Regions from separate parts of the Homo sapiens genome. Here region 1 is linked to region 2. A link is a loop called in an ENCODE intact Hi-C map of the cell type or tissue named here. Cell type or tissue: IMR-90. All regions are shown on one strand. Each heading gives the region's core, and the rest is flanking DNA. Links, peaks and the distances in the headings are about the cores only. Region 1 has its middle 76 kb from the start of LINC02411. Region 2 has its middle 55 kb from the start of LINC02375.

The links. Peaks named below come from ENCODE experiments on the same cell type or tissue, not always from the same donor. Only the 100,000 strongest peaks of a DNase experiment are listed, where the experiment ranks them.
Region 1: a loop joins it to region 2, with 5 times the contacts of the local background. A loop is called at or near these places in 2 of 110 quality-filtered maps.

Annotation. Positions count from the first base shown.
Region 1 is chr12:127,554,328-127,566,334 of GRCh38, reverse strand. No RefSeq gene overlaps it. Among named protein-coding and RNA genes, the nearest start is that of LINC02411, 76 kb to the left of the region's middle. RefSeq lists an enhancer at 5,851-7,050. In IMR-90, for the core only: a CTCF peak has its summit at 6,370; a DNase peak (open chromatin) is centred at 6,484; H3K27ac peaks cover 243 bases.
Region 2 is chr12:127,388,799-127,400,805 of GRCh38, reverse strand. No RefSeq gene overlaps it. Among named protein-coding and RNA genes, the nearest start is that of LINC02375, 55 kb to the right of the region's middle. In IMR-90, for the core only: no CTCF peak of the experiment used is centred there; a DNase peak (open chromatin) is centred at 6,705.

The DNA of each region.
Region 1 (12,007 bases), core at 1,835-9,834, 170 kb before region 2:
TCTCTGATGGCCAGTGATGATGAGCATTTTTTCATGTGTCTGTTGGCTGCATAAATGTCTTCTTTTGAGAAGTGTCTGTTCATATCCTTTGCCCACTTTTTGATGGGGTTGATTTTTTCTTGTAAATTTGTTTAAGTTCTTTGTAGATTCTGGATATTAGCCCTTTGTCAGATGGGTAGATTGCAAAAATTTTCTCCCATTCTGTAGGTTGCCTGGAAAATGAAGTTTTTTTCTTGTTTAGTAGTTATAGTGCAGGTACCCGCAGTTTCTCCTTCTGAATCCAAATAATACGTGGCCATGTGTGCCAACGAATTCAAATCAAGAGAAGTCACCTCAAACCAGGCTCTACCTGGTTGATTCAGTTCTTCTTCTTTTTTTTTTTGAGAGGGAGTCTCGCTCTGTCACCCAGGCTGGAGTACAGTGGCATGATCTCGGCTCACTGCAAGCTCTGCCTCCTGGGTTCATGCCATTCTCCTGCCTCAGCCTCTCGAGTAGCTGGGACTACAGGCACCCGCCATCAGGCCCGGCTAATTTTTTTTGTATTTTTTAGTAGAGACGGGATTTCACTGTGTTAGCCAGGTTGGTCTCGATCTCCTGACCTCATGATCCACCCACCTCAGCCTCCCAAACTGCTAGGATTACAGGCATGAGCCACCACGCCCGGCCAATTTAGTTCTTTTGTAAAAACGTAAGTCATGGTCTTTGTCTGACTGTCAGTTTTGCCTCAGGATAGACTTCGTGGTTCCTTCCACCAATTTCAAAGACTTCTGACACATTTCTCAACTCTAAATTTACTGGTCACCTCTCTTGAGGGGAGGATAAAACAGCCCTGGCTGCTGAGTTACTGAGTTACAGATGGCAGAGCAGACGGAAAAATCCAAGCTGATTCTGCGTCACCTGGCCGGTCCACACTCCTGCAACAGCCTTTGATGCCAATGCCAGAGAGGTGAGGAAGTCACAGGAAGACAGGTTGGAAGCTTGCTATCTAAAGAGAAAGGAGGGATGATGGATCCAGCCCACAGATGAAATCAACCATCTGCAAAGAGTCCTGTCCATGAGAAGGTCCAAGTGGCTTCAGGACACAGAATCCAGGCTCCACTTTCCCTGAAGGTTCTGCAGATGAGGAGCTTTGGTCAGTGGCCCAGCCCTCCACGCTCCTCCCTCCTTGGCTGGAGGCTAGGCATCATCCAGGTCTCTGTCCGCATGTCCCCCAGCAGGATCCTCCCTTCACTCCCCCACCTGCCTGCTGTGAAGCCGACTCCACCTCAAGTGAGTCTCTACCTTCCCATGCTGTGCTATTGCCATCACATCTTTTCTCAGTCTCTGAGATGATCTAGCTTATTTTCTGGTCAATTGCCTCTCTCTCACTCTACATTGTGAACTCTATGAGCATGGAGGACTGGCCTACCTCCCTTAGTGTGGGATCCAGAGTGTTGGGCACAAGGCCCGGAGTTAGTAGATGCTCAATAAATACTTGTGGGAAAAATGAGTGGAGCCAAGTCAGCCCAAAGCCAAGTGTTCTTCTCATCTCTGCAGATACAACCTTAGGCAGGGAGGTCAACTGATTGGTGTCCTAAACAAAAAATCCCCCAAACACTTATTGACATAGATGATATAGAACAGACCCTGACTTTTGCCTCCCTGGTACTTACCTGCTTGCTAACAGAGATCAAAAATTGATCAGATAGAAAGTGGAAGTCCATGATGGCAGAAAAGATGGACTCTCATAGAAGTAGATGAAAGGATGGGGGTTAAACATGTGACAAAATCGCCTAGAACTAGACACAAGCACACACACACAAGGACAAGGATTACACACAAGTATTAAGTTGGTGCAAAGGTAATTGCGTGTTTTGACATTATTTTAATGGCAAAAACTGCAATTACCTTTGCACCAACCTAATACTTATAAAACTGGTGAAATCTGACCGGGCTCTGTGGATTGTACCATGTCAATTTTCTTTTCCTGACATTAAACAAGGTGTTACCACTGGGAGCCTGGACGAACGGTATACGATACATTTTTTTTTGTATTTTCCTCTGAATCTATAATTATTTCAAAATAAAAAGTTAAATAATGTATAATGAACACCCGTACCTTGTAGGGAGGGGATAGAGCAAGGTTATCAAGTGTAAAAAGGTAACAAAGGTATAGCAACACCAACCTCATATTTTCTTCTTGAACTAGTCTCAAAGATTTAAAGAGAACTGAGTACAGGTCACTCTCTTACTGTCTGGTTTTGTGTTATGCCCACTGTTAAATGGAGAGCCTGAAATCATCATGCCATTAAGGCTATATGTCTTCCACATTGGAGACTCTAGACTATAAGGTAAAAGTCCACTCTCCTCAGTCTAAATTTCATGGCTTTCTCCAGCAGACTCCACTCACCTGACCTGTTCATTCTGGAACACCATGTTGAGCCTCCCTCTTTTTTGCATTCTCACGTAGACTTGGACTCTTCCTTGGCAACGCTTATTACAACTGCAAACACAGAATCCAGTGTATCCCTGGTTGCCGATCTTCTACCTCTCCTATAACCATGCAAGTCCCACGCAGCAGGGATCATATTCTTTGTTCCTTTTATGCCTCAGGCATGTCATGGGGGCTCAGTCAACATTTTAGAAATATAATGGAATGAATTACTGCTCCGGAGTAGCTCAGGAAGCAATACATTCAGTGACCGTGTGGCCATTACTACCCTGTCTATTACAACTATGAATTAGACAAAGGCACCCCTTTCTCAAAATACTTTACGCCCATCTGTTAGCAAGCAAATCATCTGCTGATATGACGAGGACAGGACACTGTCTTGCCACCTGCTACTAAGCTGCTTTGCTAGACACTCAAAGCTACACCATCTACGATGGGAACAGCACCATCTTGATCACGGTGCATCTGTATAAAGCACAATCTATGGCATCATATTAGCACCTCCCGGTGCGTGTTCAGGTGGATATTGGCTGGGTCACTCAGTGGGCGAGAACTCTCAAGCTTCAGCAGGTGGGGGGACATCCATGGTCTTCAGTTTCTCTTCCTCTTGGGAGTTGCCTGCCCAGGGTGCTCCTCTGCTGTAGCCACCCCAAACCCCCAGTGCACCCTTCCCTGACCCTACATGGGATGAAAACTCCATTATGACTTTTGCAAGACCCATATAAATGTCAGGTTCTAAGGTCCACAGGGGGTTAAAAACAATATGAGTAAAGAAAAGAAAATAGTAAAGCTACTAAACTCTAAGTTAGCCCCCACCCTGAGAATGACATCATTGCTCAAAAATAAGCAGGGCCCAGACCTTGCAAAGAAAAAGACTCAGTGACTTTGTGGGCAAAGTGAGCAGGAAACAGGAGCCCTTTCTGCAGGGCCCTAGGCATGGAAGCCAAGACTATTGGTTTCGAAAGTGTTCACTGTGTTCCTTCCTAATGGGGTTACAGCAGATCTTGATCTGCTTATTCTAGACCAAGGCTTCCAGCCCAGGGCACATCGGCAGTGTCTTGAGACATTGTTGGTTGTCAGTTTTCAGGGCAGGGGAATGGCACCTAATGGGCAGAATGCAGGGACACCACTAAACATCCCAAAACCGACAGAACTCCCTCACCACAAATATCCCCACCCCCGGCCCCGCAAATATCAATAGTGCTGAGACTGAGAATCCCTGGTCACAATAGCTCTAAATTTTGCTGAGACGACAGTGAATGTACCAAGGGAAGGGGAGACGTTGCCCTTTTATCCATCAAAATGTCAGCGTAAGGGCCAAGCAGACGTCCTCCCCCACCAGTTCTTCTCAGTGGCGTGGGGGGAAACCCACCCTCACTCCTTTCTATCGGCTGCACTCAGTCTTCTACACCATGGCATGGATGCTACAGGATAATGACATTATCCACTATTGTAATCATTATTTTTTCATTGCTATTCGAAGAGAAAATTGCATAGGTTATTATATCAGATGGTGTTTAAAATGAGTCTGGGGTTCATATAAAATGCAATGTGCCAAGAACTATTACTGCGAGGAAGGTGGGAGGAAAAATGAGAGGTTATTTATTATTCAAGAAGCTGGGCACGGTGGCTCACGCCTGTAATGCCAGCACTTTGGGAAGGTGGGTGGATCATTTGAGGTCAGGAGTTCAAGACAAGCCTGGCCAACGTAGCGAAACCATGTCTCTACAAAAAATACAAAAATTAGCCGGGTGGCAGTGGCATGTGTGTGCTATAATTCCAGCTACTCGGAGGCTGATGCAAAAGAATTGCTTGAGTCTAGGAGGCGGAGGCTGCGGTGAGCTGAGATCGCGCCACTGCATTCCAGCTTGGGTGACAGGGTGAGACCCTGTCTCAAAAAAAAAAAAAAAAAAAATCAATCTATCTATCTATATATATATGTGTGTATATATATATATGTATATATATGTGTATGTACATATGTATTTATATATATATGAGGAGGTGGAAAGATATATATATATATATATATTCCACAGGGCTCATCCACCCACTTCCTTCCATCTTCACTCAAATGCCACCTTTCCAGAGAGAATTTCCTTGGACTCTCTCTAAATTACAAACATTTATCTTACCCATTTATATGCTATCCATTCCTGGCTTCATGTTATTTTTTCTTTTTAGCACTTTTCATGATCTAACATACTACTTACATTACGTATGTATTTTATTTTGTGGCTGCCTCTAAAGAATCTAAGTCCCATGAAGACGGAGATGTTGTTGTTTTGGTCCTTGTAAAATTCCCAGTTCCTAAAGTCATGCCCGGTATAAATAGGTTTTCAAAAAATATTTCTTGAATGAATTATTGAGGAAAAGATTGGAGAATTGTTAGTTACGTAGCCTTAATGCACCTACTGTTGCTAAAAATTTCAAAATGTTTCAACTATGTATGTCCTATTTTTCAAAAGAATAAACATCAGGAATCAATAAGAACAAAAATTCTACCTTACAAGTGATAAAGAAATATAAATAAAAACAAGATAATATTTTACTTGCCAAATTAGCAAGTATTAAAATAAATAAATTGGTACTACCCACTTTCAGTATGTATAAGCATTTTCTACACCACCAGTGAGAACATAAATTGGCTCAAATTTCCAGCAAAAATATTTTGTCAATGTATGGCAAGTCTCTAAAATTATTTACAAAAATTAAACTAATCATTCAATGTTAATAAGTAATCCAGGGAAATAAGACAGGTGGACAAAGACATATGAAAAGATTTATTGAAACTCTGCTTAATATCAAAAATTGAGAAAGTTTTTTAACTCACAAAAATAATTGGTTAAATAAGTTATATTTCAGCAATTTAGTAACATACTCTGGTCAATAAAACCCTGTGTATAAGCTTATTGAGGGGTGTAAGAAAAGCTAACAATAGATTCTCACGGTAGATTAAATGTTGCTACAATTCCCTGCCTCTCCCTGTGTTTACACATGCTTTCAAGATGGTTCAATCTTTTATTTTTCTCCTCGCACACTGGATGTTCTAAATCAAGAGCTAATAGAACACTGCTTATATTTGAAAGAGCTGAATAGTCATTGATTAGTCCATTCTCATGCTGCTATAAAGGAGTGGTCCAAAACTGGGTAACTTATAAAGAAAGAGGTTTAATGGACTCACAGTTCTGCATGGCTGGGGAGGCCTCAGGAAACTTACAATCATGGTGGAAGGGAAAGCAAACACGTCCTTCACATGACGGCAGAAAAGAGAAGTGCGGAGCAAAATAGGGGGGAAAGCCCCTTATAAAACCGTCAGATCTCATGAGAACTCACTCACTATCACGCGAACAGCAACATGGAGGTAACCGCCCCCATGATTCAATTACCTCCCACTGGCTCCCTCCCACAACACGTGGAAATTATGGGAACTACAATTCAAGATGAGATTTGGGTGGGGACGCAGCCAAACCATATCAGTCACTAAGGCCAAAATTAGTTGAACCTGGCCTTTCAACAGAGGTAACTAAAATGGAGAGGCTTAGCAGGGAGCTAACCCCATACAGCAAGTCAGTAAAGGGATGAGAGGTAGAGTTGTCTCCCAGGTCAGTCGCCAAGCCCTCCTGTCATATCTGTGCTTCCCCTGGGTCCTTTAGGTGATGTCACAGGGTGACTCAGTGTCCCTGAAAGGTTCAAAAAGCTCCGCACAGCATCCCAAGGAGTAGGCTGACCTGACATCCATTTCCATGGAGGGGACTGCTTGCCCGTTTCCCATCTTCTCTCCACAATAGAGCAGAAACAAACACAAGTTTCTCCTGCTGGTGATGCCATGAAAACAAAAACAGAAACACAAACTCCACAGTGAAACCCGTACCTTACGCTGCAGAATGTGAGAGGGCAACAGAGGACACGTGGACACAACCCTCTGAAGCAGCCCAGCAGGGGCGCCATGGAGCTAGTTAGGCCCAGAGAAGCACCGGTTTCCATTAATAAAGCAGATCAACCTCAAAACCACTTGGCAGCTGAGTCAACATCCTGCCTGCTAGCAAACAGGCGTTATTCATCTCCGCATTGAGAGCAGCACGTCACGACAGGATGCCAAGTCTATCTTCAGCAGTGGTGCTCCTGTTTATAGTTTATAGAAAATGATTTATTCCTGGAAACGTTCTAAGGGCTACATTTCCTGTTGGCTAAAAGCATCTTTCAAAGGAATCGTAACTAACAATAAATGCAACTGACCACCAAGCCTTTGGCACCCAGAATTCCCTAATACTTCACTCAGGTCAATTCAGGCCACACAGAAAAACCAACTCAGGGGCTGTGGGCTGCCCTTCAACATGACCTTAGCACTTCCTCTGTCACCACCTGTTCCCAGCCACCAGCACCCTCACCTGAATCTGATGGCAGCCTGCAAAGTAGCCTCTCTCCGTCCAGTCTTGCAATCCCTCCTCCCACTCCCCACACAGCACCCAGACTTCCAGTTTGATATTTTTTTAATGTACAAAAGTGAGATAATGTCACTCACCTGTTAAAAACCCTCCAGTGACTTCCCACTGTTGTTGGAAGAAAATCTAAACTCTCTCTATGGTCCTGGGAAGCCCCACATGATTGGCCATCTGTGTACATCCCTAATCTTATTTTGTAAAAATTTCCCAAACATTCAATGCATAGGAGCCCCACTGGCCTTTCTCTAGGTCCTGAAACACAACAGGCTCTTTCCCATTATAGACCCACACCGACACGGACCCCACAGCCTTGAGTGCTGTTTGCCCTACACTCTTCATCTCCTCACCTGCAGGACTTCACTTAAATGCCAAATTCTTGTAAAGCAGATCTTTTTTTCCAACTATAGATCGTAATCCATTATTGAGTCATGATGCTAAGATAGCTGGTATTCATGAGAACGTTTTAATAACAGAACAGAATATTGTTCTTAGAGGTAAAGAGTTTAACAAATAAAAATAAATATTTAAATATTTTTTAAAAGAGAAGAATAATGGAGGTCATTAGAATTTAGCCTCAGTGACCGTATCTGTCCCGTTCTCCCCTCTGCAGAGCAGCCTCCCTAGTCACTAAGGTATTAGTGCTTTAGGTGCTCCGTGCTGCCCCGCTCCGTCAATAACTGTGTGTGTAGAATTGGCCTTCCCTTCCTATGACCTCAGGGGCTCAAGAAGCTTTAGTGATGGTGACTGTCAAACTTGGAGGGCCCCTCAATGTCATAAATACACCAGACAGATTGAAGATGGGGGAAATCTCTCTCTCACACACACACACACCAGCAGCTGCTGACCCTAGTTTCCAGCACATGTTTTCTGCTATTTATTCTCCCAGTCCACGACACACTGGTGGCTGTCTTTAATGCACAGTGAGTCCTTCTGTTTTCTTGTCTGACTAGGCTGGCAACAGCCAGCGCCACATCGTATGAAGTCTTAAGACAGAGCTGTCTCTTTCCTGGAAATCAGAAGGCCTCCTCCTACTGCCTGTTTGACCTTAAGAAAGTCACTTTTGGCTCTCAGATTTTCTCATGGGAAAAATAAAGGGGTTGCTTTCTGAGAACTTTTAAGTCCCTTCTGCGGTAGGGACTTAAATATAGATATAGACCCTTCTGGTCTATTATCTTCATTTCAATAACATGTTTTTTCATCTTCCTGAATCCTCAACAAGGCAGGACATTGTTAGTTCCAAATGACAAAAATTTGCATTTTAAAAATGTAATATTTAAGTGAAAAAAAAAAGAAAAGGAAGCCATGGAATCTTATACAGGAAAAGTCCAGGGGTACCTCCAGGGACCTAAAGCAAGTCATCAGAAGACTGTTCCTCTCCATCTTTTCCCTCTACTGTACCATCTCTTGTGTTGATTTCCTTCTCAAAAACACTCTTCTTTAGTAGAGGCAGGATGGCATTTAAAAGCTCTGTAGTTTCAAGACAAGTCCTGGGAAAATTCTCACTGAAGCATTTGTGATTAGGTGGCCACTTGTGAAGTGACTTTGGCGGCCGCAGAAATAGAATGTGTGGATTGGACGGACCAGGCGTCGGCCCCACCCAAAGCTCACAGTTTGGGAGTCAAGGGGAGATGGTTCTCCAAGGGAAAATTGGTCTAGAGTGGACAAAAGGGAGAATGTATGTGTTTTTCTTTTTCTTTTCTTTCTTTCTCTCTCTTTTTGTTTTAGATGGAGTCTTGCTCTTTCACCCAGGCTGGAGTGCAGGGGCACATTCTTGGCTCACTGCAACCTCCACCTCCTGGGCTCAAGCAATTCTCCTGCCTCAGCCTCCTGAGTAGCTGGCACTTTACAGGCATGCACCACCACACCCAGCTAATTTTTCTATTTTTAGTAGAGACAGAGTTTCACCATGTTGGCCAGGCTGGTCCCAAACTCCTGACCTCATGTGATCTGCCCGCCTCCACCTCCCAAAGTCCTGGGATTACAGGCATGAGCCACTGCACCTGGCTGAGAATGTACGTTTTATGAGCAAAACAATAGCTGCCACTCCCAGTGTGTCCTAGCTGGAGAATCAACCTTCACGATCACCTTCCCTGTTTAAAAAAGTCTATCCAAAATGATCTATGGATCCTAGTTTACTGGAAGCCAAACCTGGTGATTACAATTCCGAGCCATGCAATCATTTGACCCCGAGGTGACATTTAATTCAAACCTTTGTTTACTTGTTATATTTTATATTCTCTCAGTATTGATCTCTTGTCTATGACTTGGGTCTTACAACCACTCTGAGATTGGGTACAATTTTCTTGATTTTTTAGGCTCTACCTACTCCTAACTTTTACCCTCTATCCTGATCCCAATATTTTGTGCTTGCTGTTTTTCCTGCCCCTTCTTCCTTTTATTCAGGTCTTTGCCCACATAACATCTTCTCAGAGAGTCCCTCCTGGATTTATAAAATTGTGGTTATTTCCTGGTTAGTTCATCTTCACTCTTAGCTTGACCTCCTTAGCTTCTACCTCCTGGCACAATATATGCGTTCACCTGTCTGTGTTTCTGCCATTTGTCTGTCTCCTCTTTCTTCTGGGTTCCTTAATCTGGGATCTGTGGATGGAATTTAGTTCTGTGGACTTTAGTTGACAAAAGGGAAGGAGTCACAGTTTTCACTTTCATTAAATAAGTTTTTACTTTCATTCAGCATTCTCTTCAATTATGATTACAGTATGATTAGCAGTCTACTGCTCATACTATTAGGTTTGTATTGTTGTGTAATCATAGGCCAGTGTCTTTGTCACCAGTGCAAACTGCACACATTTCCATGTTATTTTAAGCTCAGCAGATGATTTGAAATAACAGCTTTTTTGCCACTGTAGAGAAAATTCTGAGGTATATCCTATAGTCTCTGTGAGGCCTGAAGCAAGATTAGTGCCCAGCTGCCTGGTGTTAACCTAACCATTAACACACTTCCATGGACTTCCCTATGTTACTTCCCCACTTCCCTAGAAAACTACTTTTATGCAAATTTTTGTCTTAGAGAACTTTTGAAATAACACAAATGAAACCAGTTCCTCTTACCCCACAGAATATGATGTTATATTGTCATTGTCATGTGAACTTTTATCCAATAGCTCACATAGCAGGTGAGATTTATTTTGAAATAGAATGAGACAAAACTAAACTGAAAAACCAACAAAAAATTTCAAAAATCTTCAATCAGGTGTTTATGTCTTCATAGTTCCTGGGGAATAAGGTACTAACTTTTGCATCAGCTTATGACCCATGAAACTGACCCTAAGTGACTCAAGTGGGTTTAAAGCCCTGGCAGTCATCTGCAAGCACTCATCCAACATAGAAAAATGAACACTTTTTTTGCTATGTGGGTTTACTTTACATTTGTAAAGTATTTAACATAAAGTTTTACTGTATCATGATTGAAGACACTATGGAAGCATTCAAACAAAACGGATGTTGAATTGATACACATAGCCTCAAATTTCTCAATAGACCGGATATAAAGAAACTCAGAGATACTTGCAGTCTCAAGAATGCAGACTCACAGCCTGTGGGTGAGCCTCTGTCCCCTGTGGGTGGATGCTATCCACCATGCAGAGTCAGTCTATGGATGGTCCCCTCTGGGCCCTAAATGCATCCTTCAAAGGAGCCTGCCCCAGAGCATGGGAACATTAGAAAGATGGCTGGGAAGACCTTCCTATGAAGATGACACCTGGGCTGTGACTTGAATGAAGAGAGGAATTAGCCATTAATAGTGAAGGAAAAGCAGGCTTCAGGCTGAAAGAGGAAGAACTAGAAACAGGAATGGAGATGTGGCATTAACAAGGCAGGACAATACTAAACAGAGTGGTATTCAGGTGCCAAGTGAAGAAGGGGTTTGAAGAATAAAGGGATAATCAAACCCTGTTTAATGCTGCTGAAAGGTCAAGACAAAGATTTGTACCTTCAACATTCAGACCTCACCATCAAAAATGAAAGAGCACAAGGCCCTTTGTAAATATAGATCTCTATAACAACAAAAAGGAACATTATCTTTATAAATTCGACAAGTATTCCCCCTTTTCCTGAGTTCAAAGGTGTTCAGTTAAGCTTTCAGATCGTGGGATGAAGTGTCACTGGGTCAACACACAGGGGCAAAGTCTCCAGGTGCAAATAAAATGAAATGACACATTGGGATGCCACAAACCACATGTCAGCAGTTGACCCTTTCAATCGCTATGCTGAGAATTGTCATCACTCTTGAAGAGTCCAGGCAAGGCTTGGGCCTCTGACTATCCAGAGTGATCCGGAGAGAAAAGGGCTTCAAACTTCACTATCTTACTGGAAGTGCATAGTTACTTTCACCCACAGGCCAGCTAAACTCCATGCACATGGATGAAGGGTCACTTAGCCGACCTCCTCAAGGCTCCTCCGTGAAGGATCTCCCTAAAATGGGGTCATGTTTCATTTTATGGAAATTAAGCAGATGTACAAGTTAAACTTTAATGCCAATTTTTAAATAAAAATTTTATAATAGAATCTATTTTCATTATTTGAACATCAAGTTTATTTTTGCAAAAATGTAGTCACCTTTCTATAAAGAAAACTGGTGGCCAGGTGCAGTGGCTCACGCCTGTAATCCCAGCACCTTGGGAGGCCGAGGTGGGCGGATCATGAGGCCAAAAGATCGAGACCATCCTGGACAACATGGTGAAACCTCATCTCTACTAAAAATACAAAAATTAGCCTGGCGTGGTGTCAGGTGCCTGTAGTTTCAGCTACTCAGGAGGCTGAGGCAGGAGAATCGCTTGAACCTGGGAGGCAGAGTTTGCAGTGAGCCGAGATAGTGCCACTGCACTCCAGCCTGGCAACAGAGTGAGACTCTGTCTCAAACAAATAAAAAAATAAAAATAAATAAATAAATAAATAAAACAACCTAGAAAACTCGTTAGGAAAAATGATTCTGATTTCACAGAAAGAATAATAAATCTACCTACTGAAGATGTGTTTTCAATCCTGATCTGCTGCTAAACTAGCGTGGCAGAGACACCAAAATCCACACCGTGGCTCTGCCAGTTTCTTGCTGTGTTGCCTCGGGCAAATCACCCTCAGCTTTCTCAGCTGTACAATGGGGATAATTATATCT
Region 2 (12,007 bases), core at 2,279-10,278:
TGTGCAACTAAGTGAGACTCTCTAAAAAAAAAAGAAAGAAGAAAAAAAGATATACAAATAGATCAATGAAACAGAATTAAGAGGCTAGAAATATATGCATATGCATATATATGTATATATGATCAACTTATTTTCAGTCATGACAAGCTAAAGATGACAAGAAAATATCTGCAAAGTCTATATCTGATAAAAGTGAATCCTGGTGCTCTCCTTCACAGCGGTGTGAGCCACCTCTGCCAGGGCCTCCTTGTGCTTTCATCACGAATGCCGTTCACCACTTACCTTCTAGGCATGTGGGGAATTATCCTTGCTGGCCCTGGGGTCAGATGGAAACATGGGACTGCTTACAACCTCACTTCCAGGCCAGTCATTCCATTGTCACACAAGAAAACAACCAAAGCTCTCATACCACAAAGATCACATGTTCCAGATGCAAAGCTGGGTCCATAACGTGAAGCATTTGTGTAAAGACAGGCAAAGCCTCAGACTTGGTGTTTGTAGAAGCATCGAATGAATAACTCTGGAAGGCTAACAAGACAATGGATAGCAACTTTGGCTGAGGAGCTGAGAGGCAGCAATGGGAGAATAAGTTTTCAGTTATCCTTTATGATTTTTAATTTTGAATCATTGGAATAGATAATTTATTCAGAACATTGACATTGTATTATACAAATCAAAATATACATTTTCCAGCAGGATACTCAGGCAAACATGAAAACCCATGGATGTTTGTCTCCCAAAATCTTTACCCAGGGCCCATCGAAGAGTTAAGAAGATCCAATAGCCCTTCTACTGTGCACTGTGCACTGGCAAACACCACATTATTTTTTAAGTCACCCAAACCAAGATTTTTTTCTAGTTTAGAGAGATTTAAATAGAAATTAATTCATTAAGTCATTTTACATTTTATTAAGGGTAATACTAAGAAGAAACAAAAAGACGGACTATTCCTAAAAGTTGCATTTAGGAAGTTAGTTTAAGATGTTCCGGAGCCATCATTTCCTGGAAGGGCTTGAGATATTGGGAGAAAGAAACAGGCAAAGAAAAAAATAATTACACCAATTGTCTTAGCTGTCCCCAGGCTTGTCAGGATGCTGCTGATAAAAACCAGCTAAGCTGGAAGTGAGTGTGAATTGTTAACTTGAGAAATAGCTGTGGATTTGGCAGCTGCGAAAGTGGAGGTGCCCAAAGTATTTGCTCATTATTAAGATTTATCGTTTCCAATTCTGGGAAAGTGTTGGCTAAGCAAAATAAGGCCATTCATACCAGTCTGCAAGGTATATTTTACTTTAAAAATAATAAAATGAGAAGAAAAAGGAGGATGAGGAGAAGGTAGGATTATCTCCTGTGATTTGGAAGTGGGGTAATGAGTTAGCTGAATTGTTAGAAATGGAGTAAAGAGTCAAATAGGACATTTCTTAGAGTGTTTATACTGCAAAAATGTATTTAAAATTGAAATAACAACAGCAGAATTGACCAACTCAGAGATTTTGGTACAAAGTTTCAATGAAGAAAACAGGCCAGTTTGTAGAAAAGTTAGAAAATAATAAATATACAAATGCCTTATGTACCCAACACCCAGCTTTATCAACTCTTAATATTTTGATGTATTTCCTTTGGCATTAAGAAAATATTACAGATAAAATTGGAAGTCTTATGTGCCTTCCTGATTTCATTCTTTTTATCCATTTCCCAAGACTGATGATGGATTTTATGTATCAACTTGACTATGATGAGGGATTCCTAGACAGCTGGTAAAACATTACTCTGGGTATATCAGTGAGTGTTTCCTTAAGAGATTAACATTTTAATTGATGGATTGAGTAAAGGAGATTTACTCTTACCAACGAGGGCTACAATCGATCCTCTAGCTTTTTGAACATAGGTAATACAGTTGTAACTCTTGAGTGTCGATTCCTAGTAATTATCCATACCGGATATGTACTTCATTGTTTTCATCGACTAGTTTTTCTGTTCATTCAGGGTCATGTTTTTCTTCTTCTTTGAATTCATGGAAATCTTTAGTTGGATGTCAGGTGTTGTGGATTTTACTCCATCGAATGCTGATGTTTTTGTATTCTAATAAATATTCTTGAAATTTGTTCTTGGATGCATTTATGTTACTTGAAAATTTATCCTTTTTTACTATTTCTTTAGGGATTTCTCAAGTGGGACGAGTACTGCGTTTAATCAAGGATTCAATTTTCCCCACTACTGAGACCACAATCTTTTCAACATTCTAGAAAACGGTGGCATAAACACCCTAGGATGGCCCCCAATGAGTCATACCTTTGTGTAAACCTCTCTCCTCCAGTGTGGGCAGAACATGTGTGTGATTTGCTTCTATCTGATACAACACGGCAAAAGCAATGACAGGTCACTCTTGTAATTACATTATGTTATATAGCAAAGGTAAAGGGTTTGTCAGATGTAATTAAAACCTCTTATCAGTTGGCTTTAAATTAAATAAAAGGGAGATTATCCAGTTTGGCCCTGACCCTTTAAGCGACGGTCTTGAGGTCGAAGACTCTATAGCAGCAGTTACTTTCTCTCTGTTTCTGCCTTTGAAGAAGCAAGCTGCTACTCATCCTACAGCCTCGAGGCAATTAATCCTGACACCATGAGAGATCTTGGAAGGAGATCCTTCCTCGTTTGAGCTCTGAGATGGAACACAGCCCAGCCAGTACTTTGATCTCAGCTTTGGGAGACCCTGAGCAGAAGGTTCCCCATCCACAAATTCTATGAGATAGTAAATGTGGTTTGTTTTAACAAACGATGTTTCTGGTAACTTGATACACAGCAGTTGAAAACTAGTGCCATGAGATTTACCTGTCTGATGGATTTTTTCTATTTTATGGAGATTTAAATAGAAATTAATTCATTAAGTCATTTTGAATTTTATCAAGGATAATACTAGGAAGAAACAAAAAGAGGAACAATTCCTAAAAGTTGCATTTAGGAGTATAGTTTAAGATGCTTTTGGAGCCATCATTTCCTGGAAGGGCTTGGGATATTGGGAGAAAGAAACAGGCAAAGAAAAAAATAATTACAGCAATTGTCTTAGCTGTCCCCTGGTCTGAGGTGTGTTCTCTTTAATCGTTCGGGTGGTTCTTTCTCTGTTGTAGGCTAGCTTCTTCGTTCATATATCCACTGGTACTCTCGAATTCACAAGAGGGACCCACTGCTGGTCTCCAGAATTCTCTCCCAGGGCAGTCGTCTCTTATTGAGTGCTCTGTTTTTTGATCAGCTCATCGGTGTTCTCCCTGTACCTTCATCTCTGTCTCGTCAACTCAGTGCCTGCTGGGCATAGTCTGGGTTCCCTTTTCCTAAGCCATAGCCTGGAAACTCCCTCAAAGGGAGATACCAGGGCAACTACACATCTCAGCTCATTGGTTTTCCATCTCTCAAGCAAGGAAGGATCACTTTCCTTCACTGTCTGAAGTCCAATTTCTTGAAATTGATTGTTTTCTATATTGTTTCTGATTTTCTAGAAAATTTGTTTCAGGTAGGAGGGGATATCCGGTCCCTATTATTCCACCTTGGTTAAAAATGGATCAAAATTTTATATTATAATGTCATGTTAAACATAAGCAAAACCAAACAGTAGTGGGTGGGATTCATATTAAACATGTTATTCAATCCAATATAGCCAAAATATTAACATTTCAACACGTAATCAGACTTAAAAATATGAATGAGGTATTTTATACAATTACATTTGCACTAAATCAACCATATCTTCGTGCATTTCACATTTACAGCACATCTCACTGCAGACTAGCCGCATCCCACATGTTAATATCATCTGTGGCCAGGAACTACCTTATTGGCAGCATAGCTCTTGACCTTCAAATACCAATGACTGCCTTTCCTGTCAACCTGAAATATTATTTTCACAGCAAGAGCAGAGAAAGCATAACCGCCCTTGACAAAACGGAAATGAGGATGTGGTGCCTGGATTTTATGCAATTTCAGGAGGAGGTTATTTGCTCATGTCTGATTCTCAGAGCCAGCCATTAGATCCTGATGAAAAAAAAGTTGTGTGAGTGGGAGAGAATTAGATGAAACGACCTCAGGGCCATTGAAGGAATCCGTGAGCGGGAATGTGCCCCGCTCCTCTCCAGGACACCAGTGTTGTTGGAGACTCAGGGAGTGGGAAGGATGTCAGGAGGGGAAACGGGGGTGATGAGGGGACCCCACGCAGTGGGGCTGTGGCAGCTGCCTGTCATCTAGCCCAGTCCTCAAAGCTCAGCCACAGCCCAGCCTCCCCGGGAGCCTTCCCTGGCCTGCCCGCCTACGCAGGTCTGTCTCCTTCACTCACCTGCAGCTCAGGGGCTCTGCTGCACTCGGCACATGCTCCTCTGAGACCTGCTCAAACTGTGTTTAACACTCATTCATTCATTCAGCAGAGTACCTCCTACGTCCCAGGCAGACTTCATTCATTCAGCAGAGTACCTCCTACGTCCCAGGCAGACTTCTACGTTCTGGATATATTAGTGAGCAAAACAGGCAAAAATTCCTGCCTTCAAGGCATTTCATTCTAGTAGAGGAATGGAGACCTTGCGCATAACAATATCTACGTTGATATGTTAGAAGTGAAATGATACAGAAAGAAATAGGGCAAAGAATGCAGGGAGTTAGAATCGCAGAGCTAGAGAGCTCACAGTAAGACTGGCTGCTCAGAGTGTCGCCAGGACGTGACCTTTGAGAAGGCATCTCCTTTTCACTTTATATTCTCTCTTTGTATTCATGCCAGTGAGTTGGGATAATTACTACACTGCCAGGACCACTTTTTTTTCTTAAGTTAGATTTACTCATTTGATCTGTAAACACTTACTGGGGATGTGGCTGGCTTCCACTCATCCTTCAGGTCTCAGCTCAAATATCACCTCCTTATAGAGACAGTCCCTGAACACCCTCTCATGCTCTCCTATTGTAGTTTATATTCTGTGGGTGCAAAAGTAATTGCGGTTTTTGCTATTACAGGTAATTGCAAATTACTTTTGCACCAACCTAATATTCTTTTATAGTTTAATTTATATTATTTATATTATATCTTTATTTTAAATTCAAATTTGATGGTCATATTATTATTTTTATTGATATTATTTTAAATTGACAAATCATTGTACACATTTATGGGGTACAATGTGAGGTTTTGATATATGTATACAATGTGAAATGATTAAATCAAGCTGATTAATACATCCATCAACTCATTTACTCATTTTTTTGTGGTCAGGCTTTGACATTTACTCTTATTTTAAATTATACATTACTATTGCCTGTGGAATCTAAAAAAGTCAAACTCATAGAAGTAGAGAGTAGACAATGGCTATCAAATTTAAATTTGTATTTAACTTTTGAAGCTTTATATTTCAAGATAATTGCAGTTCACAGGTGGTTGTAAGAAATAATACAGAGAGATCCTGTGCAAACTTCACCCAGTTTCCCTCAGTGGCCACAACTGCATAACTATAGCACAGCACTTAAACTAGGACATTGAAATGGACACAATCCATGGACCTTATTAGAATTCCCCACTTTTACCTGCACTTGTGCGTGGTGATTATTCTATGCAGTTTATTCTATGCAATTGTACACATGTGTAGACTCATGTAATCACCCTCATACTCAAGATTCAGAACATTTTCTTTCTCCTTTCATAGCTACAACCACTCCTCTCCCTCCCAGCTTCCTCCCTAACCCTTGGCAAACCCTAATTTTTTCTTCATCCCTATGTTTGTGTCATTTTAAGAATGTTATGTAAGAAGAATCAGATAGTATGAAACCTTTTGAGATGGTCTTTTTTTTTTTTTTCCATTCATTGTAATTCCTTTGAGGTCCATCCAGGATGGTACATGCCTCAATAGGGTGTTTCTTTTTGTTTCTTAGCTTCTCTGGTGCAGATTGTTTAAATATTTAGCCGTAAAGAACATTGGTTTGTTTCTAGTCTGGGACTATTACAAATAAGACTACTCTAATCATTCATGTACAGGTCTATAAGGGATCTACTTTCTTTGCATTCTCCCCAGCATTTGGTATTATTATTATTATTAATTTTTTTTTTTTTTTGAGAAACAGTCTAACTCGGTCACCCCAGCTAGAGTGCAGTGGCATGATCACCACTCACTACAGCCTTGAAATCCTAGACTCCAGCGATCCTCCCACCTCAGCCCCACCAAGTAGCTGGAACTATAGGATGTGCTGCCACACTCAGCTTTTTTTTTATTATTATTATTTTGTGGAGATAAGGTCTTGCTATGTTGTCCAGGCTGATCTCAAACACCTGAGCTCAAGTGGTCCTCTCGCCTCAGCCTCTTAAAATGTTGGCATTATAAGTGTGAGCCACTGCAACTGGCATTTTGTTACTTTTTAATTTTAAGCATAAGTGTGTGTTGGTATCTCATTGTGGTTTTAATTTTCTATTTAACTCTCTAAAAATTAAACTGCTCTGTTGGACTTTTATTATAGCAATTATATTTTACTTGGCATGATTTTATTTATTAATACCTATTAAAGGCAAGGGAGACTTGTCTGTTTTGTTTGCCTCTGAATTCCCATTTTCTGGCATTTAGTAGGTACTCAACAAATAAATAGTACCCTGTAGATAAATATGCCAGTGACTGTGCTAGCCCCTGGGGTGACTAAGCTGTTAATAACAGGCTTGGCCTTTAAAATGCTTACTGCATTATGCAGAGTTTCTTAGCGTTGGCATGACTCACATTTTGGGCCAGAACATTATCGTGGGTGTTGGAGAGATGGCTGTGCTGTGTTATGGGATGTTGAGCAGCATCTCTGGCCTCTACTTGCTAGATACCAGAAGCATCACCCAGTTTGTGATAAACAAATTTGTCTCCAAGTATTGTCCAATGTTCCCTGGGGGTTCAGATGGCTCCCAGTTGGGAACTAATGTTTTATTAAGAGAGATAGATGCGTTTTCCATGAAGCCAAGTGTATATAAATATACTTACCAGCTAGGTGTGAGGATATGGCTCAAGACTCAATCAACTAGTCATTTCTTGTCTCCCAGAATGCAAATTACGTCCCCAGAATGTCACAGAGTATCCTGTCAGATCTTTGAGTATACTCGATGAATTAAACAAACACTGATTAGAGGATTCCTACACTTTGCCAGGCACCATGCCAGCCACTACAGATGGTGCAGGGAGCAATACACACATAATCTAGTCCTCAAGGAGTTATTGTCTACTGGGGGAAGTCAGAGATTGATCAAGTTATCTTAAACATGATGCTCATTGGGAGGCCGAGGCAGATGGATCACCTGAGGTCAGGAGTTCGAGACCAGTCTGGCCAAGGTGGTGAAACCCCATCTTTACTAAAAATACAAACATTAGCCAGGCGTGGTGGCAGGCACCTGTAATCTCAGCTACTCAGGAGGCTGAGGCAGGAGAACTGCTTGAACCCGCGAGCCGAGATCATGCCATTGCACTCCAGGCTGGGTGACAGAGCAAGACTCTGTCTCAAAAATAATAATAATAATTATTATTATTATTATATTATAATTATGATGCTTATTTGGGAAGTGAAGTGAAGTCAAGGGTGCTTTGGGGCTGCTTACCAAAGAGGTGGGCTGGACTGGCCTGAGAGCTGTTATTAAGAAAGATGAAGACTACATAAGTAGAGAAGATGGGATAATGACCTAAATCAGAGGGCTTTGAAGATATTAGCATACAAGGTTTAGTTTAAGATTGGTCAGCCCATGGTTTTCATACTGAATTCCATAAGACCATATAATGCAGGAAAATGCACTGGGGGACCCTATTGGAATAAAGGAAGTGCCAAGAAGGCATAGACACAAGTCTCCTTCCCTAAGATTCAACAGAATAGCCATACTTTTATCTTTTTTACAGTGGAGTTGCATTTTGGTGTGGTGGTGTGCATCCTGTGTTCTAATATTGGCTCATAGGGTACAGATAGCTTAGAAGCAAAATGATCCATGAAAACCTATGCAGGAAAACATGGTGCAGAAGACAGACACATTTATCTGTCCAATTCAGCATCAGTAAGTCCACACAGCCAGCTCTTCCTCAAGGTTGAGCACAGTCCTTGGGTTGAATACCAGGTGGAGCTGGTGTAGGCCTGGGCACCATGCTGCCTACACAATAGACACCATTAGTAGGCTACAGAATAGCCTAGGAGCACACTCAGTGTAGAAAGAGGCTCCCATCCTAAGAAGTGCCTGGATGCTGAGCCTGAGTGAGAAAATGACAGGTCCTCATCTTCCAACCCAGGCTCACTGCAGGACGCTTGCATGTTGAAGGAGACTGAGCCTGCTTTCCCCAGATATCCTCATAATTTATACTCCCTTTTTCCTCCTCCTCTCCCTTAATATTGTATGCTGTATGTGTTTTGGGGGGAGGAGAGAAGAAGCTTGGTGGGTTCCATATAAGTGAAAAAGACAAGGGCTATTCTTAATATTTTAATACACAAGGCGCCCCTAATTATGATAAATTGCAGGCTATTGCACTGTCAAAGAAGTCACCTAACAGAGTTAAAACAAAAGCCATCCAGCACAGGATTGTGAATGACCCGGTTTCCATCACCCTGAATTGAGCTTTACCCCGATCTAAGAAAGGCGATGGCAGAGCAACTGATCCACAATCTTCCTGAGGCTGGAATCACACATGCCAGCTTGCTCCTTCTCTGCCAGTGTGCCCGCCAGGACCAAAGTAGGCTGAGAGATGTTCTATTCACAGGGAAGCTCTTTAAAACTCAGTGCCCAGGGTTTTTACTGTGGGCCAGTCACCTAGGTATCCCCTGCCTAGCGGATTCCAAAATTCCAGACCCCTAGAGAGAAAACGAGTGTTCAGCATGAACCATATTGTTTGCACAAAGAGATTAGGCATAGTGAGGGAATGGTGGGAAGCCTCCTCCTGAAATCTGAGTTCCTGGACATGGGCCAAGCATCAGCTTTGCCAGCAGGCTTTCTAAGGAGGGCATCCTTAGGCCTCCTGCCATTAAGAAGCAGGATAAACAGGTGAATATGTGGGGGAGTTCTTATGACAGGGAGGAGACTCTTGGTCTGAGCATAGTGGGTGGGAAAAGGGGTGACTAAAATCCCTAAGTGAGTGTCCTTTTATGCACACGTGGGAAACAGGGCTTATGGGAAGAAAGCCCTTTTGGAAGAAGGCTGTGTGCTCTAGCTTGAGGGAGAAACAGCCAAGCAGTGTGGCCACTTCACACCTGACCCCTTCTAGCACACACACATTCACACACACACACTCACACCTGCGCTTCTTCACCCCAGCAAAAATGCCTAATGCATATCTCATGGCTGAAACTCTGATAAAAATTCCTCAAAGGCAGTGGTAATTATTAAGTTGAGAGTATCATGAAGCACTTTTCTAAATTGGAAAGGCTTATCAAGAATAGATCGTGAGCAGATGAAATTAATAGCTATGAACAAACTTCCATAGAAATGGACTTATTACCAAGTATGTCTACTCCCCAAAAGTACAAGAAGTCTTTCCTCTGGATTGAGAGAACCAATTCAAAAAAAAAAAAAAAAAAAAAAAAAACAACCCACTTTACATAGAAGTGGCTCTGCCTTACTTGTTATTCCATTCATTGCTGGACTTGGGCAGGTTCCCGCAGCTGGTCCAGTTCACAGGCTGGGAAGTCAGAGAGCAGCAGGACGTGCCCACAGTCAGAGGGGCTGACCCTGTCATGCAGACCTACCCTCTTTGCCCAAAGACTGGCCACTTCTCTTTCTTTACCCCACGACCAGAGTGTGAATTTAACAGGATGAAATGGCTGGTGGCAGAGCTCATTTCTCCTCTCACTGGATCTTTGCTTCCCTGGCATTAGCTTCTCTGAGGTCTACGGAATGCTGAGAACCTGGCAGGTGTTGGAAGCAGTTCCCTAGTTCTGGTTACAAATCACAGCGCAGCCCAAAGAGAAATTGAAAATTTGATCTTACAGGACCAAGCATCCCTTGTAGGAAGTGATTTAATCGATGGATTCGTGGAGAATTCCTGTGACTAGGGAAGAGGCTTTTTAGCCTGGAATGCTGTGGATGGGAAATGGTGGTGGGGTGGAGGCTTCACAGAAAACTGGACACCTAAGTTTCTAAGTTCCTGCATCTCTTCATCAATTCAAAACTCAACCCTTAAATTCTCTTTTTATTTGTCTTTTCACTAAAGGTATCAAAGTAAATAGGGGTCCTCTAGTGGGGAAGATGGTTCTGTGTGCACTCACTTTCAGTTCTCTCGTGGTTCAGAAACCCTTATTCAACACAAATTTTCTTCCCCATGCAAAGTAACTTGTACCAATTGATATTTGAGGAATCATAGCACCCATGTATCCACACCCAGCTTGAGCTCAGCTGGGACCATTTGGTTATGTCATTGTAATAAATTTATATTTCAATTTAAATAGCCACTTCTGGTTGATGGCTGCAATATTAGAGCAGCATTTGGAAGTTTCTACAACCTTAGCTAAGTGGAAAAAAGTTGGATATGACCAATCCTATATGAAGTCTAACATAGCTCAATTGGGGGTAGAATTTGATATTAGGCAGGACAGTGCATTTTGGTTTTGTCAATGCCATGGCTATATTCCAGTGTTCCTCTGTTACCTCTTGGCAAATGCAAAGAAGCAGATAATTGTGGTTTCCTCACCCACATTCCTACAGAAGTCCCAGTGCAGGGAGCTGTCCGTGGTAGGAGATTTCGTTAGACAAGCAACAGGCATCAGGTTCTTTTTCAAAACTCTTTCCACACAGGTTGGGATTTGGGAGCCCAGACTGCAGACCTTGCCTAGGCCCCCAGAGGCAGGAAAAGACTTCTCAGCCTACATTGGTCCTGGCAGGCTTATTGGCAGAGAAGGAACACCTGTGTGTAGCTCAGGCCTGGGAGGAGCTGGTGGATCAGCCGCTCTGCCGTCACCTTCCTTGGATCTGGGTGCAGGTGGATTCACGGGGACAGAAAGAGGCTGATGGATCAGGATCATTCACAAGCCTGTGCTGCATGGCTTTCTGTTTTAACTCTGTTCAGTGACTTCCCTGACAAGGTGATAGCCTGCAATTTACAAGTCCATGTCAATGACAAGGGGCTCCCTGCACATGCAAATACCACAATCACACTAGTCTTTTTCACTTATAAAGAATTCACCAACTTCATAGCTCCCCCCTGCCCCCACCTCCAAACACACATACAATGTTGCCATTCTATGAATTAAGGCAGGTGGGATTTTCTTGCATTACTTCTAATCCCATTTGGTGAAATGAGAAGTCCAGTGTAGTACCTTCTTACATTGCTCATAGTTTATGTAGCAAATCGTGTAGTGTATGAAGTTCTTTCTCACGCTTGGTCTCCTGATGCTTCCACATACCATGAGGTCCCCACTATTCTCTGCAAATTCTAAAGCTCGGGAAGTTTAAACCTCTGGTCCTTAGACCCCAGGTAAGTAGAAGCAGCATAGGTCAAGGTCCAGGGTGTGCTTTGTGATTGGAGGAGCGGTGAAGCTACATGAAATGATCCGGGCGGCTTTTCTGTGTGTGGAGCTAGGATTGTGGCATGCCCGTGCCTGGGCTGGGGAGGGAAGAGCTATGCGTGGCATGCACAGAGGTGAAATGCTGGCTAGGTTACTCATCCAGTGAAGGGCAGCCTGCTTTCCACAACACGGAGCCCTAGAGATGGATCATCAGCCCATTCTGAGCTGTGGGCTGCTGATGGACAGCTGTGTATTAGGCTCCACAACACTGCCATGTGACTTACTGAACTTGACAGTCATTCTTTTGGTTGACAAAGAAGAATGTAGCAATTTATTACATTCCTGACGTTCTGCTGAGTCTCAGATTTTAAATGGAACATTAATATGTTTGTTTTCCAGAACAAATGGCTCCTTCTGTTAAATCTTGCACCAGACGTGGCCTTACCAGGGCCCGGCAAATTACCTGGCTGGGGAGTCCCTGACTGAGGACTCCACGAGTGAGCTGGTCGTCTCTGAGATCTTCATCAGCCAGACAACCTTTGTGGGCATC